Regions from separate parts of the Mus musculus genome. Here all the other regions are linked to region 2. Evidence: chromatin loops called from intact Hi-C (ENCODE). Cell type or tissue: left cerebral cortex. All regions are shown on one strand.

The links. Peaks named below come from ENCODE experiments on the same cell type or tissue, not always from the same donor. Only the 100,000 strongest peaks of a DNase experiment are listed, where the experiment ranks them.
Region 1: a loop joins it to region 2, with 6 times the contacts of the local background. A loop is called at or near these places in 16 of 42 quality-filtered maps.
Region 3: a loop joins it to region 2, with 5 times the contacts of the local background. A loop is called at or near these places in 8 of 42 quality-filtered maps.

The regions. Positions count from the first base shown.
Region 1 is chr5:41,886,694-41,889,193 of GRCm38, forward strand. No RefSeq gene overlaps it. Among named protein-coding and RNA genes, the nearest start is that of Mir6414, 3.4 kb to the right of the region's middle. In left cerebral cortex, CTCF peaks have their summits at 1,229 (motif pointing right) and 2,235; DNase peaks (open chromatin) are centred at 1,240 and 2,278.
Region 2 is chr5:43,359,136-43,361,635 of GRCm38, forward strand. The region is part of intron 1 of Gm43699 (a long non-coding RNA gene); the gene reads left to right. Among named protein-coding and RNA genes, the nearest start is that of Gm43699, 6.1 kb to the left of the region's middle. In left cerebral cortex, a CTCF peak has its summit at 1,369 (motif pointing left); DNase peaks (open chromatin) are centred at 363 and 1,371; H3K27ac peaks cover 1,307 bases.
Region 3 is chr5:42,411,365-42,413,864 of GRCm38, forward strand. No RefSeq gene overlaps it. Among named protein-coding and RNA genes, the nearest start is that of Gm40295, 110 kb to the right of the region's middle. In left cerebral cortex, a CTCF peak has its summit at 1,114 (motif pointing right); a DNase peak (open chromatin) is centred at 1,127.

The DNA of each region.
Region 1 (2,500 bases), 1.5 Mb before region 2:
TCTAGTTCCATCCATTTGCCTGCGATTTTCATGAAGTCATTGTTTTTCATAGCCGAGTAGTACTCCACTGTGTAAATGTACCACATTTTCTGTATCCGTTCCTTTGATGAGGAACATCTGTGTTCGTTCAAGAGTCTGGCCATTATAAATAGGCTGCTATGAACATAGTGGAGCATGTGTCTTTGCTATATGTTGGGGCATTTTTTTGAGTATATGCCCAGGAGTGGTATTGCTGGGTCCTCAGGTAGTACTATGTCCAATTTTCTGAGGAACTGCCAGACTGATTTTCAGAGTGGTTGTACAAGCTTGCAATCCCACCAGCAATGGAGGAGTGTTCCTCTTTCTTCACATCCTCACCAGCATCTGCTGTCACCTGAGTTTTTGATCTTAGCCATTCTGACTGGAGTGAGATGGAATCTCAGGGTTGTTTTGATTTGCATTTCCCTGATGACTAAGGATGTTGAACATTTCTTTAAGTGTTTCTCAGCCATTTGAGTTTCCTCAGTTGAGAATTCTCTGTTTAGCTCTGTTCTCCATTTTTAAATAGGGTTATTTGATTTTCTGGAGTCTAACTTCTTGAGTTCTTTGTATATATGGGATATTAGCCTTCTATCAGATGTAGGGTTTGTAAAGATCTTTTCCCAATGTGTTGGTTACCTTTTTGTCCTATTGACAGTGTCCTTTGCTTTATATTTTATAAGGTAAGCAATTTTATAAGAAGCAATTTTATGAGGTCCCATTTGCTGATTCTTGATCTTAGAGCATATGACATTGGTGTTCTGTTCAGGAAGTTTTCCCCTGTGCCCATGTGTTGGAGGCGTTCCCCCACTTTCTCTTCTATTAGATTCAGTGTATCTGGTTTTATGTGGAGGTCCTTGATCCATTTGGACTTGAAGTTTGTACAGGGAGATAAGAATGGACCAATTTGCATTCTTCTACATGTTGACTGCCAGTTGAACCAGCACCATTTGTTGAAAATGCTGTCTTTTTTTCCCACTGGATGGTTTTAGCTCCTTTGTCAAAGATCAAGTGACCATAGGTGTGTGGGTTCATTTCTGGGTCTTAAATCCTATTCCATTGATTTACCTGCCTGTCGCTATACCAATACCATTCAGTTTTAATCACAATTGCTCTGTAGTACAGCTTGAGGTCAGGGATGGTGATTCCCCTACGTTCTTAATGGTAAGAAATCTGTGTGGAAATTGCCAGCTATGACTGAAGGTGGCCACTGGGGGGAGCCAAAAGGATGTGGGTAGACAGGCAAGTCTTAACCGACTTGCTATTTTAAGATGCTGGCTATTAGAAGAACTTGGTCAACAGGATGCTGACATGTGGCTCAGAGTGATTCAAAGGTAAGTTTTCTGGAAAAGTCAGTTGCAAGATCAAATGTTTTTCTGATTAGTGTAATTCGATTGTGTGGTGAGTGTTTGTTGTGGGTAATTCAATTTTTCTTTGACCTTGGCAAGCCTGCTGGCACACTCTCTACGTTGGAAGACAATTTTCTACCTCTCTGGAATACAATAAGCCAAACCTGGGTTGCATCAAGGGCTGGCAGACCTGCCATCTTCGGGAGGTACCCGTATCAGTGGCATCCACGGAGCTAAAAGTCAGTGCTGTTAGTGTTTGCCTCTGTCCTTTACAGGAACACTTCAGCAGAAACAAAAGGACTTTTTCCTTCTACTTTGGCTTTTTAAGAGAAAGCTTGGTGGTATTAAGCTTTTCTAATTCTGAGCATTGGCCTCTAAAGTTCAGTGAAATCAAAGCTTGGCTATGCTGCAGTTCACAGAGATAAGAGCTTTTCATCAGTGTGGATACCAGGAAAAAGAACATAACACTACCAACACCATCAACTCCACCAACACCACCAACAAATGTAGGTAGGGGACATTTGCATCCCAAAGTGTTCTGGGCAGAAACAAGAGTTTTAATTCACCGTGATTTTGTCATTTTGACTGAGGACCATTTTTTTTTGTCCAAATAATGCAATAAATAATAAAATGTCCTGCAAAGAGCATAACCCTTGTAACAAAATCTTATCATTATTTGTACAACCCTCATAGGTTTAAAAAAAAAAAGCTTTTAAACAGGGACAACATTCTACACAAATTTAAATATCTGCTCAGAAGGTATTCTTTGCAAACATTTAGAGGATGTTTTTCTGAGAAGGTGAATCTATCCTCTCTTTTTTTTATTATCTATATTGCTATCCAGCATACAGGCAGCAGGGGGGAGTGTTTCTCTATTTTTTCCTACATACTCTTTCTACTCCCCAGCTTAGCCAGGGAAGAGACCAATAATTCTTTAATTCAAATCTGTTCACAAGTGCACCCCATTTGATAGATTCTAGTCGTTGCTCTCTCTTCCCCCAAATCTTTAGGGGACAGGAGCTTCCAGCAGTCAGCTAATGATTATACAATGGAGGCTGGCAGCTTGGCTTGTTGGCATGAAGTCCTTCCCTCTTCACCCTGTTCCTTCCTTGTCATTCCGCTCAGCTCCCATA
Region 2 (2,500 bases):
AGCCTTCTTTCAGGCAGCCCACATCCTAAGACACAAGACAAGTGTCTCTAGCCAGGAGATGTCCTATACACAACTGCACAAATTCTAACTTCATGGGTACTGAAAAATACCAGAGTATTTTAAAGTGTGTGTGTGTGTGTGTATGCGTACGTATGTGTCTGGTGTGTGCATGTATGTGAACTAGGTGACAATTTCCACAAGAGAAGGTATCTCAGAATCTCTCCAGACAATGGTTCTAAAATAAGCAAGATTAGTCATGGTCAAACCATTTGCTTTTGAACCTAAACCAGATACTAAATTGTGCTACAAAAATCTGTAAATTCCTGGTATTCAGGACTGCCAAGATGTCTGAGAGAAGATGGTCCAAGCCTCAACAGGGCTCATCACAATCACCCCTCGGCTGACAAAGGCGCTCTGTATGCTGGGCCCTGATTAGGAACAAGCTTAGGATTTAGCACAATCTGTTCTGTGAGGCCAATTTTCCAGGAGCTGTGACATAATTGCGCTCAGAAGTTGTGAGCTTGATTTCGAAACTCTTGATATTGTCATGGAAATGATCGTTGTATTTTATTGCAATCAATTTTTTCTTTAGACTAAAGCAGAGAAGTTGAGTAAGAGGGGGAAATTAGTCCTTTAATAAAGGAAGAAAACAGATACTTAATAGCGTGTTTCAAAAGTTGAATACAGTAAATTACAAAGCTGGAGAAAATAAGACATACCATTTTCCTGTTCCTTCTTATTCCCCCTGCTTCTAGCTCATCCTTTCAACGCCTCCTCTGCCCATTCACAAATGGCCCCTGCTTCCTGCCTTTTGTTGTTTTACCTCCCTGATGTGGGAGTGGTGTGATAATGAAATCTCTCAGGCCAGTCCCTGCAGATAGATAATACCTCTTTGTTGGCTGGTGTTTTACCTTTATTCTGAGGCTCTCCATGGCTTAAAATAAGGCTCTACCAAATGTGTATGGTAGATGTCATTCAACTTCTATTTTTTTATGGGTTAAAAACCTGAAAGAAATGACAGCCTAGTGGAAGGGCCGTGCATGGCTTTTGCTTTATTCATTTTCAAAGTCAAACTAGAGAGGTTGTTATTACATACATATACTTAAAAATACAAGAAAAGTGGGGGTTCTCTGATCGTTTCCCAAGAATGTACAATGATTGGAAGAAAGAAAAGAAAGGAGATGGGGAGGAAGAAAGGAAGGAAAGGATGAGAGACTGTAAAAAAATCAAAACAAACCAACCAACTAACCAACCAAACAAACAAACACAAATCTACCCTAAATGCATCCTGTGGTATAAATATGTCCTTTTTCCCTGCCAACCTCTGGAGTTTGCAAAGGACTTTAGACAAGTACACGTGGCCCCATCTTCTGGCAGACTTATGCAATAGCGGTACCTATCTGATGATCTTCAAGGGTGGTTTCTTCATTTTTCTTTTTCTTTTAAATGTACTGTTCAAGGTTTGTCTTTTCTTTGGATTTTCATCCTAAGAACTTTATTGCTCTCTAGATGCTTCCGTTTCTCAAAGGAGGAATAAGAGACACAAATTGGATGGGAATCCAGAAGCTTCATGTCCTCTTGTCAGCACATGTGTATCTGTGTAGGCAGCCCATGCATCTGCAGCTGCCTTCTTCATAAAGAAAGAAGTAAGCTCTCCCTCGTAGGTTAGGTGATTGGAAGAGATGCCATGGAACTGAATGGTCAATGAAGATGATTTATCAGCTGGTGTTGGACAGCCTCCTCTCCATGACCCCCCCCCCGCCCCCCCCCCCCCCACACACAAATGAGTGACTCAGCTCAAACTTGGCTGGAATGCCAGCATCCATTGGCCTAAGCTGTTGATCTTGGGGCAATTAATTGTTATCCAAACGGGAGGTCCAAAGAGTCAAGATTCAATGGGAGTTGCAATTTGGGCCAAGAATTCTGCAGGCCTTGTTGTGTTAGTGAGGATGGAGATCAGAGAAATGGCGATAAGAGAATGATGGTCTAATGTGTTCTTTTCTTGGAGGTAAAAAGTAAACAGAATTCTGAGAAGCAAATTGGTGGATTTCTTATTCTCAGGGGCTCACAAGGGGCTGTCTAACCTCTAGCTGCTGCAGTATGATGAGTCTAGACCTTGCAAGGTCATTTAAGAGGAGGTGGATCAGAATGGAGAGCTGAACAAAAAGTCCCATCTCTCTCCTTCATCAATTCCAGAAGAGTTTTCCCACATACCATGGAAACTGAGCAGTGTGTGTGTGTGTGTGTGTGTGTGTGTGTGTGTGTGTGTGTGTGTGAAAGCAGTCTCATTATAAAACTTGAAACAGGATGGCAGAACAGGATATTAACTACCCACACAACCTATAAAACCAAAGGCATGGATCTCTTTGTTCTGAAGCCACATAAGCATCTCAATTTCATTTAAAAGTGCAGAGTAAGGAAAAGGAAAAGCTTATGTGTGGCACCCTGCAGAAACCATGACCATGCCTTAGATCACATGGAGCTAGTTCGAATCTCTACT
Region 3 (2,500 bases), 950 kb before region 2:
TCACCAGTTGCTTCCATTATCTGGTTAGTTTTATTTTCCTGTCCTTCTCTTCCTCAAACCAGTGACATTTAAAACTTCCAACAAAACCGGACAAGATAATAAAGTCTATCTATCATTTCTAGTTCTAGGATACATTATCTCAATATAGCTATAATTATTTGATAGCTCCAAGGTCGTCAGGCAGAAAGGAAGTCTGTGACCATCATTTGGAATCCATCCCATGTATATGACAATTGCTGAAGCTGTTTTATCTTTCCAGACAGTTAATATGGAGAAAATCACTAAGAACTTAGAATTACTTTAAAGAAATTACCAAATATTCATTGTCTAACTAACATGTAGAAATGTGTTTGACCTCAAAAAGAATAAAATGAAGTTCAATTATTTCGTGTATTTTTAAAATATATTCATGAGTACAAGATAAGAGCACAGATGGTAGTTAGGACTGTCTGATAAGATATCTAAGCAATGTACAAAGGCATGGAAAGGAACTGAAAAATAATTCCTGCTAGGAAAAATCTTGCCTGATGAAAGGTATATTTAAGTTAGTATACTGTAGTTTATGGAGTACTAAAAGGGCCTTGCTAGTTTCTTAACTGTAAACAGTTTCTGAACTGTGAAAGAAGAGTCAGATCAGATGATATCTTAGATACCATCCTGGATAAGGAAGTTGCCCTGGTTTGTTTTCTGTTGCTGTGATAAGCATCATTACAAAAAGAAAAAAGAAAAAAGAAGCAAAAAAGAAATTAACTGAAAATATGAAGAAATGTTTGACACATATCATTCTTCCACAAAATTCAATATTTGTGAAAATATTTTTTCCAAATTGTTAGAGGGGGAAGTAAAATTTTTACTCAAACAAGTAATAAAATTAGCTGCAGGTTGGTAATAAATGAAGCAGATTATAGTAGAACAGCACTTCAGGTTTTGCATCCAATTTTGTACTGAAAATATAGATGGTACTCATATAAATTAATTAACATTTCATAATGCTAATGAAAGTGGGTTTTCCTTTTTTTAAGCTGAGATTCAGCATTCTACTGCTGGAATTATTTACTACTTAAGTCCTACGGGTTTCCTAGAAAAGTGCCTATAATAACCTTAAGAGACCTCTAGAGGGCACTCCTCAAAACAGATCTAGGTCAAGTAGGGAGGAAGCAGCCAGCAGGAGGCAATTTTCTTTACAGATGTATAGAGATTGAAGATTTTTGTTTAGAGACACTTAATACCCAGCTTGCTTTTCCAAATGGCAAATTAACCTTAATAAATAATAAGACATGATTTGTAATATTCTAAATCTCTTGGGGCTTACATATCATCTCTGTAGTGCCAAATGCCACCAGCTCCTTCTAAATCCATTCAGCTTGGGTCCAGTACAAGACATGATGTTGAATCTAGAGGGAGCTGCGCAAGAATTGCACAATAGTTTGAGTCCCTCTAAATCACTTCTAGGGGGTGTTTATAAAATGTCAGCATGGAATGAAGCTGAAAACTAATAAAAGCATATTTGACATTTTATAGCTCATAACAGTTAGCACATATTTCCACGCACATTACCTTAATGAAACCTTAAAACAGGCACAAGTCTCATTTTATTGTCATTTACATTGATGGGATGACTGAGTCTAAGGACTAGAGGTAATGAAGCACATTCAGATTTAGTTCTCCGATTTCAGTCTCAATGACCTTTCCATCATATCATCCCTGCTTCTGATTACCCACGCAATCAAGTGAAAATCAGTAACCTTTCCATCGATGTTTCTCAGAGGATAAAGTCATGGGCTCTGAAGGAGGAAGAAGCAACGTGATCTTAGCTAATAAGTCATGGTCTTGGAAGCTAACCAGTGAATGGAAGAAGGGAGCTAGGTGGGAGTTGGCATAATCATTTCCCAAAGAGCTCCCCCACAGCATGCGAACTACACAGGTGCCAGGACACAGAGGTCACATTATACATACTGATTTTCATGGTTCATAAATCAAAATAAGACGAAACAATCTAAAAGCTGCGAAACTACTTACTTCTACTGTAGCTACTAGTTGTAATGGGTAAGAGGTGAGTCTCAAGACAAAGGAAGAAACCACAATGGAGGGACAGAAGAGGTAGTGTGGAAGATGAGGTCTGCTGGATAATGGGCTTGGCTCCAGTTGAACTGCTTTTACTTTAGTGATCTAGTTTATTCTACGCCCCCCTCCCCATTGGATCTTAAGGATTCAGTGCTCCGGATTAACACTGTCTACCACTAAAATAAAAAAGAAGAGATAGAAATTTTCATCAAACCATTAACTTTTGTTTTCTCTACTGATCCAGTGATACCTGACAGCTAATTTAGCTGGGAAAATAGAAACGTTAACTAAGGCATGCTTCCCTATTTGGAAATAAGGGTAGGTTAATTGGGCTGCTTATTAGTTTTGTTTTGTTTAAGAAACAAAACTACTAATGTGTGTGCGTATGTGCGTCTGTGTACATGAAGAAATTATTAAAAGGCATTAATGTGCACTT